Linked DNA regions of Homo sapiens: region 2 is linked to region 1. Evidence: read pairs that join two places in POLR2A ChIA-PET (ENCODE). Cell type or tissue: endothelial cell of umbilical vein. All regions are shown on one strand. Each heading gives the region's core, and the rest is flanking DNA. Links, peaks and the distances in the headings are about the cores only.

Evidence for each region. ChIA-PET counts read pairs that join two places held together with the same protein. Peaks named below come from ENCODE experiments on the same cell type or tissue, not always from the same donor. Only the 100,000 strongest peaks of a DNase experiment are listed, where the experiment ranks them.
Region 2: POLR2A ChIA-PET joins it to region 1 with 5 read pairs; 4 of 35 experiments call an interaction of 5 or more read pairs at or near these places.

Annotation. Positions count from the first base shown.
Region 1 is chr20:1,371,111-1,376,541 of GRCh38, reverse strand. FKBP1A (FKBP prolyl isomerase 1A) reads left to right here. Exons shown (of 5, transcript NM_000801.5): 3 at 939-1,051; 4 at 4,302-4,466. The coding sequence ends at 4,430. The region is part of intron 2 of FKBP1A-SDCBP2 (FKBP1A-SDCBP2 readthrough (NMD candidate)); the gene reads left to right. SDCBP2-AS1 (SDCBP2 antisense RNA 1) reads right to left here. Exons shown (of 3, transcript NR_040049.1): 2 at 3,364-3,464. Among named protein-coding and RNA genes, the nearest start is that of MIR6869, 19 kb to the left of the region's middle. In endothelial cell of umbilical vein, for the core only: no CTCF peak of the experiment used is centred there; DNase peaks (open chromatin) are centred at 1,951, 1,971 and 2,901; H3K27ac peaks cover 1,847 bases.
Region 2 is chr20:1,259,914-1,262,413 of GRCh38, reverse strand. No RefSeq gene overlaps it. Among named protein-coding and RNA genes, the nearest start is that of SNPH, 5.1 kb to the left of the region's middle. In endothelial cell of umbilical vein, for the core only: no CTCF peak of the experiment used is centred there; no DNase peak of the experiment used is centred there.

The DNA.
Region 1 (5,431 bases), core at 1,763-4,262:
CTAGCAGTTGGCTGGGTTTACTGAGTTAATTCTTGAAGGGCCACCACTGCAACCTCCTTAGTATTCCTGTTCTCTTCAGTCATCTCTGTTACAAAGTATTAGCTGTGCAAAAATGAGCATGGGTTGTTTTGTGGGGCAGCATTGGATAAAATAAGTGGGATGAATGCTGCACAAATTCTTTCTTTCATTTCTCTATTTCAGCCTAGGTTGGTTTTTACTTTCCCAGGAAAATTATGACAACTCAGGAACCAGCCTACAAGGGGCCAGCTTTACGCCCCAGGTTCCCTGTTGGTGTGAGACACTTGGCACTAGAATGAGGGTGAAAGCTTGCCTTATAGCTTCCTCTTACCACATCCCATAGTGCTGACCCACAGCCTGGAGAGCAGCAATGTGTGTAGGTCACAATTAGTGAACCACAGAGGAGCCCATGGGGGTGGCAGATGGTGGAGGGGGATTTGCCTGCACTGAACAATGGAGGAGCAATATATACACACATTATATGTGAAAGATGATGGGGGATTTTGGGAAGGAATATTGCTTCTTGCACTGTGTGTGACTTCTAGACATAGTGTGCACCTCGAGGGACCACAGTTATTTTTAGCTGGGGAGAAAATCCACGGGGTGCTGGGAGAGTCAGGGCAGGAGGAAGTTTATACTCCCCATCTCCAGAAGAAGGTGGACTGCCGCTCATCTCTGGTACGCGGGGTCCTTTTGTAGTCGAGTTATTGCTTGGAGTCAGGGAAGAGCATTCACAGGTCTGGAGTAGGACTGTCGCAACTCCTTAGATGTCCAGTGAGGTCACAGGAAACCCTCCCTAGATACTGCAGTTCCTGCCAGACTCTTCAGCACTGGCATCTCTGATGAGTGCTCTGCTGCTGGTTTCTGACTTGTCTTGTGTCATTACTCTGCTGCTCATGTTACAGTCGTCTTTTTCACAGGGATGCTTGAAGATGGAAAGAAATTTGATTCCTCCCGGGACAGAAACAAGCCCTTTAAGTTTATGCTAGGCAAGCAGGAGGTGATCCGAGGCTGGGAAGAAGGGGTTGCCCAGGTATGCTCTCTCATTTGTTTTGTTTTGCTTTCTAGTATTTACCTTTTATATTTTTTTATAGGTGGCATATTTATACGGTTCAAAAATAAAAAAAGTGAAAAGTCTCACCCTCATGCCATCCCATCTGACCAATACCCCCACAAGAAGCTCCTGTTGTTAATGTTTCTTGTACTGTGGTTTAAGCACATATAAAAACATAACTTTTTTCTTGCTTTCACACACATACTGTTTTGCAGTTTACTTTTTCACTTAATGCATTTTTGACACTTGCAATACCACTACATAAAAGAGGAGTAGGCTGGGCGCGGTGGCTCATGCCTGTAATTCCAGCACTTTGGGAGGCCAAGATGGGTGGATCACCTGAGGTCAGGAGTTCCTGTAATCCCAGCACTTTGGGAGGCCAAGATGGATGGATCACCTGAGGTCCGGAGTTCGAGACCAGCCTGGCCAACATGGCGAAACCCCATCTCCATTAAAAATACAAAAATTAGCCGGGCGTGGTGGCAGGTGCCTGTAATCCCAGCTACTTGGGAGGCCGAGGCAGGAGAATCACTTGAACCCAGCAGGCGGAGGTTGTAGTGAGCCAAGATTGTGCCATTGCGCTCCAGCCTGGATGACGAGAGCGAAACTCCATTTCAAAAAAGAAAGAAAAAATGAGGAGTAAGCTCTGTTACAGCTGCCTAGTATTCGTTTATGTAAGTGTGCTATAATTTACTTGGCTAGTGCCCTATTAATGAGTATTTGAGTCATTTCCAGTATTTTGCTATTATAAACAATGCTGCAGTAACTCACCTTGTACAGACTTCATTTTCCACGTGTGCACATGTTGCCATAGGACTTACTCTCAGAAGTGGGATGAGGGGCTCAAAAGCTGTGTGTAGTGTTTTTGAGAGGTCTTGTCAAGTTACCATCTCTAGGGGTTGCACTCTGGACTGCCACCACCAGGCTATAAAGGTGCAATCTCCTCCCAGCCCCAGCATCACAGTATATTGTTAAATCTTTGGCCTCTGGACAATAAGAGTAAAACATGATATCAGTGGTTTTAATTTGTATTTATCTATTACCCATATTGTGTGAGACCACTTCTGAGACGTCATACTTATGGAGAAAGTCATTTCGTTTGTCTTGAGTGTGTTTCCTAATCTCTTTCCTCCCCATTTGTGGAAACAGCTTTTGTTCTGCCAACACTACAAAATTCCCAGGAGACAATAGGGACCCAGGGTTGCCAAATTTTAGTTGGATTCTGTCTTTCCATCAAACCTAGGAATTTTTTCTTGGCTCTAACCAGGTAAAGGGATGTTTTTCAGTGACCTGAGACCCAAGGAACTTTATAATTAGGCTCTGCATGATGGGTAATTAGTCTGCTTCCCTCTCACCCAGGAGAATTAGAAATTTAACCAAGATGAAAAGACAGATTTCTGTCTCTCTCTTTTCCAGAATACACATTGCTCTACTTCCTCTATAAAATATCACTGATTTATCTCCAAATAAACTGCTCAACTTTCAGGAACTTGAAGCCATCCCACTCCCAGGTGTCTGGGTTTCTGTTCCTGCAGGGCAGAGGGTTGGCAGTGTGAGGAAGAGGCTTTGTAGTTTACTTCCCTTGGGAAACCTTGCCAACCATAGCTTTTTGCCTCTGTCTCCCTAGTCTGTCTGGCTCTTGGATCTGTAGCCCATCCCCCATCTTTCATGCCAGCCATTGTTCATACCACAACCCATCTTCTGTGACTGCTCCAGCATTGGAACAATCACTGCGTTGTATGTACTGAGTGCTGTATCTGCCATCGAGATAGTGTTATCGGCCTACTTCACTTCCCAGGCTTGGAGAGGCATGGTCGAGTATTGGACAGATGCCTGACTCCCCCTTTAACTGGTATTTTGGGGTCAGTCACAGCCCTGTCATTTGTGAGAAGTCTGGGTAGTTTGAGATCTACATAAAATATCTTTTAAATTCTTCATAGCATATTTTTTCACCAAGTGAGTTAAAAACACAGGAAGAAGGGGAGATTGACTTGTGACCCTTTTCCTTTCCTTTTGATATTGTTTTGGTTTTACATGTTTGCAGGCGTGGAGTCCTGCCTGCCACAAGGACCATTTTGGCAGCTTTCTTTCATCCATCTTGGACATCTTTTCATGTTAATACATTTAAAGCCACCACTATATGATTTCTCATGACTAATCCCTGGTGTGGATATGCCTATGAAACCACTCCTTCTGTGATGGACTTTTGAGTTGTTAGCAGAATATTCTGGAAATAGAATTGCTGAGTCAAGGAATATGATTGTTTTGAATTGTACAAGGTAAAGCCATACCTCACTATCCTTACCACCTTGGTCCAACATGTCCCAGCTTCTGAGGGGAGCAAGGACTAGACGCTTCACAGCCTGGAGCTTCCTCTTTATTCATCCTCTGTCTGGTGGAGTTGGAAAGTCGGGAACATACACATGGAGACCAAAAGCAGAGATAAGTCAAAGGATGGAAATACTGCAGAGAACCTGCTCACTGTTCAGAAAGTAGATATTTTATACTTATTTGTGTATTTAATTTGAAACTGAAAATATACACAAATATATTTTTTAAAGTAGAAATCTCTCCTTACTGGTCACTCACTATCCATACTGTTCTCCTCACAGCAAATGTCTGGTATGTCCTTCCAAAGATGTTTTCTGTTGTAGGCATATCAATATTTTCACAAATGGTATTCAGTAAATGCTATTTTGTAGCCCAGAAAATCATATTGTCTTTTTTGAAGTTTTCCTATATGGGTAAAAGAGTATAAATAGAAAAAATACAGAAAAAATAGACTACCCTCAAGTATTACTTCCTGTGTATATATTTTTTTAAAGCAAAGTTGAGTATTCCTTTTTCAAGAAGAGCATAGATGGCACTTAACATGTCCTTTAAGTGACAGATCACTGAAGGGGACTAGGTGGTGAGACATCTGGAATGTTACCTGCCTAGCATTAGTCATTAAGACTTGCGTAGAAAGGTTGAGGGCCTGACCGTTCTGAGAGTCAGGAGGGGTTTTGAACTGCCATTGGGCTTCTTGGAGTGAGATGCAGGGGTGATGGAATATGACTGCCAACCTCCAAGTCCTGCACAAGGAGGTGGTGATGCCTGGGCAGCTGCAAAGTCACTGGAAAGTCAATACCATCCTGGCCAAGGAACACCTAGGTAAACAGCTCTTTTTCTTACAGAGACAGTTGGGGCATGTGTCCAGCTGAGTCTGTCTTCCTTGTTCTTTTCACAGATGAGTGTGGGTCAGAGAGCCAAACTGACTATATCTCCAGATTATGCCTATGGTGCCACTGGGCACCCAGGCATCATCCCACCACATGCCACTCTCGTCTTCGATGTGGAGCTTCTAAAACTGGAATGACAGGAATGGCCTCCTCCCTTAGCTCCCTGTTCTTGGGTAAGGAAATGGAATACTGAAGGGCCCTTCACTGCCTTTGCTCCTCCCATGTTATGCCCAGCGTTTGATGGGTAGCAGAGAGAACAAAAAACACCACAAGGCTATTTTTCCCCCTGCATTCTTTCTGTATTGAGTATCCTTTCAGTGTTATTAGTGTATGCTTTGAATGTAAAAATTGGTCACCCTAAGGAAAGGAATTGGCATGTGTATGTTCCCAGTTCAACTCATGGAGATGGCAGCTGTTTAAATGTTTTTCTATGTAGTTTATAAATTAAAACTGAATTGAGGACTATGGAAATGTAGGCCAAATTTGTAGTGCCAACATTTTAGTTCTTTGGAAATAAGACTCTTAATGAATGACTTTGTTCTACCCTGTGTTTCTAGAAGCTAGAGGGGGAAAAAAAAAGCCCTTTGGATATGAATATCATGTCCTAGCTTCTGCGGCTCTCTCTTCACTGTGGTTTGTGGTTACTGCCTATTAGATGGTATGAGGGAGGCATTCCTGCATCGGTCCACCTGCTCAGGGTCCACACCCAGGACACTTGAGGCCCCCAGGCCAGCTTATCAGTGAGTGAAGTGGAAAAATGAAGCCAGAGGATGCTTGTGAAGTTGAAAGGATGCTCTTAGATCAGACAGTTCTAGGAAGGGATCTTAGGGGCCTCTGCATCAGCTTTATTGTGCAACAGTAAGGAAACAGGGCCAGAGAGAAAGGCCTTACTCAAGGTCACATCCAGGCAGTGGCAAAGTAGGACCAGAGCCCCTGTTTGTTGATTTTCCCCTCTTCCACCCTCATTTCTTAGGAACTAAACTCAGTATCCTAGTAGCACGTAACTTTTCATGTAAGTGTTAGAATCATTAAGTACATGAATGCTACTGGCTTCCTTCCAACTGGCCCCAGACCTTTTTATTTGCTCCCCTCCTGCCATAGGAACCAGAGGGTCACAGCCAAGGCCTGGGTGAGGACA
Region 2 (2,500 bases), core at 1-2,500, 110 kb after region 1:
TAAATGTAATAGGCTATTCTTCTCTTGATCTTTTAAAACATGTTTGACAGTGGAAAGCAACAATTGTTGATGGGGGTTCAATGTGTGTAGATAAGACTAGTACAATATAAAGGAGGAGTATGTATATTCCTTTACAATATAAAGGGACCTATATGGTGTAAGATTTTTACACTCCTCTTGAAGTGGTAAAATATCAATTCTAAGTAGAGCATGAAAAGTTAAGTATGTATTTTGTAACCCCTAGAATAGCTATTTTTAAAATCTATGACAAAAAATATAGTAAAAAAAAAAAAAAAAAAACACCATAGGCCGGGTGCACTGGCTCATGCCTGTAATCCTGGCACTTTGGGAGGTAGAGGTGGGTGGATCACTTGAGGCCAGGAGTTCAAGATGAGCCTGTCCAACAGGTCTCTATTAAAAATATAAAACTTGGTCTGTACTAAAAATACAAAAATTAGCTGAGTGGGGTGGTTGTATACCTGTAATCTCAGCTACTCAGGAGGCTGAGGCATGGGAATTGCTTGAATCCAGGAGGGAGAGGTTGCAGTGAGCTAAGACTGCACCTCTGTACTCCAGCCTGGGCAACAGAGTGAGACTCTGTCAAAAAAAAAAAAAAAGAAGAAGAAGAAATAAAAATGGAATTCCAAATATTCCAAAAGAAGACAAGAAAGGGGAAAACAGAGGAATAAAAAATAAAGGGAACAAACAGTAAAAAAAATAAAATAAAATCCAAAAATCCTAAATAAATAAAATCTGAAATCCAAAAATGTCAATAATTACATTAAATATAAGTGATCTAAACACTTCAATTAAAACAGAGGTTATCCGAATGGATAAAAAAATGACTTTATTTGATGCAGTCTATAAGAAATTCACTTTAACTATAATGAATGATATAGGTAGGCTAAAAGTAAAAGATAAAAAAAGATATACCATACAAATACTTATCAAAGGAAAGCTGGAATAACTATATTAATATTAGAAAAAGTAGACTACAGAGCAAAAAATATTACCAGGAATAAAGAGAATTATTATAAAATAATAAAAGGGTCATTTCACCAAGAAGATGTAATAATTATAAATGTATATAACCTAATAAAAGAACTTCAAAATATATAAAGCAAAAACTGACAGAATGGAAAAGAGAAATAAACAGATCCACAATTATAGCTGGAGACACAAACACTTTTTCTCAGTAATTGATAGAACTAGTAGACAAAATAAACAAGGATGTAGAAGAACTAAACAACACTATGAACTAACTAGGTCCAACTGACATTTATAGAACACTCCACCTAACAAATGCAGAACAGAATTGATCCTTGAACAACACAGCTTTGAACTGTGTGTGTCCATTTCCATGTGGATTTTCTTCTGACTCTGCCATCTCCGAGACAGCAACACTAACTCCTCTTCCTCCTTCTCCTCCTCAGCCTACTCAGTGTGAAGACCATGAAGATGAAGACCTTTATGTTGATCCACTTCCACTTAATGAATAGAAAATATATTTATCTTCCTTATGATTTTCTTAATAACATTTTCTTTTCTCTAGCTTGCTTTATTGTAAGAATATAGTATATAATACATATACAACACATGTGCTAATTGACTGTTTATGTTATAGGTAAGACTTCTGGTCAACAGTAGGCTATTAGTAGTTAAGTTTTTGGGGAGTCAAAATGTATACACAAATTTTCAACTTAGTATAGGGTCATAAAATAAATCTTAATGAATCTGAAATAATTGAAATCATTTAAAGTATGTTCTCTTACCATAATGGAATTAAACTCAAAATCAATTACTGGAAATATCCCTTCGAAACTGAACATCCTATACCTCCAAATAATTTGCAGGTAAAAGACCTGCAAGTCTCAAGGGAAATTAGAAAATATTTTTAACAGAACAAAAGTGAAGATACAACGTATAAGTATCTGTGTGATGCAGCTAAAGCAGTGCCAAGAAGGAAACAGAGCTTTATGTGTTTATATTAGAAAAGAGGGAAGATCTCAAACCAGTTACCTAGAAGGAAACAGAGCTTTATGTGTTTATATTAGAAAAGAGGAAAGACCCCAAATCAGTTACCTAGAAGGAAACAGAGCTTTATGTGTTTATATTAGAAAAGAGGGAAGATCTCAAATCAGTTGCCTAGAAGGAAACAGAGCTTTATGTGTTTATATTAGAAAAGAGGGAAGATCTCAAACCAGTTACCTAGAAGGAAACAGAGCTTTATGTGTTTCTATTAGAAAAGAGGGAAGATACCAAATCAGTTACCAAGAAGCAGAGCTTTATGTGTTTATATTAGAAAAGAGGGAAGATCTCAAATCAGTTACCTAGAAGGAAACAGAGCTTTATGTGTTTATATTAGAAAAGAGCGAAGATCTCAAATCAGTTACCTAGAAGGAAACAGAGCTTTATGTGTTTATACTAGAAAAGAGGGAAGATCCCAAATCAGTTACCTAGAAGGAAACAGAGCTTTATGTGTTTATATTAGAAAAGAGGG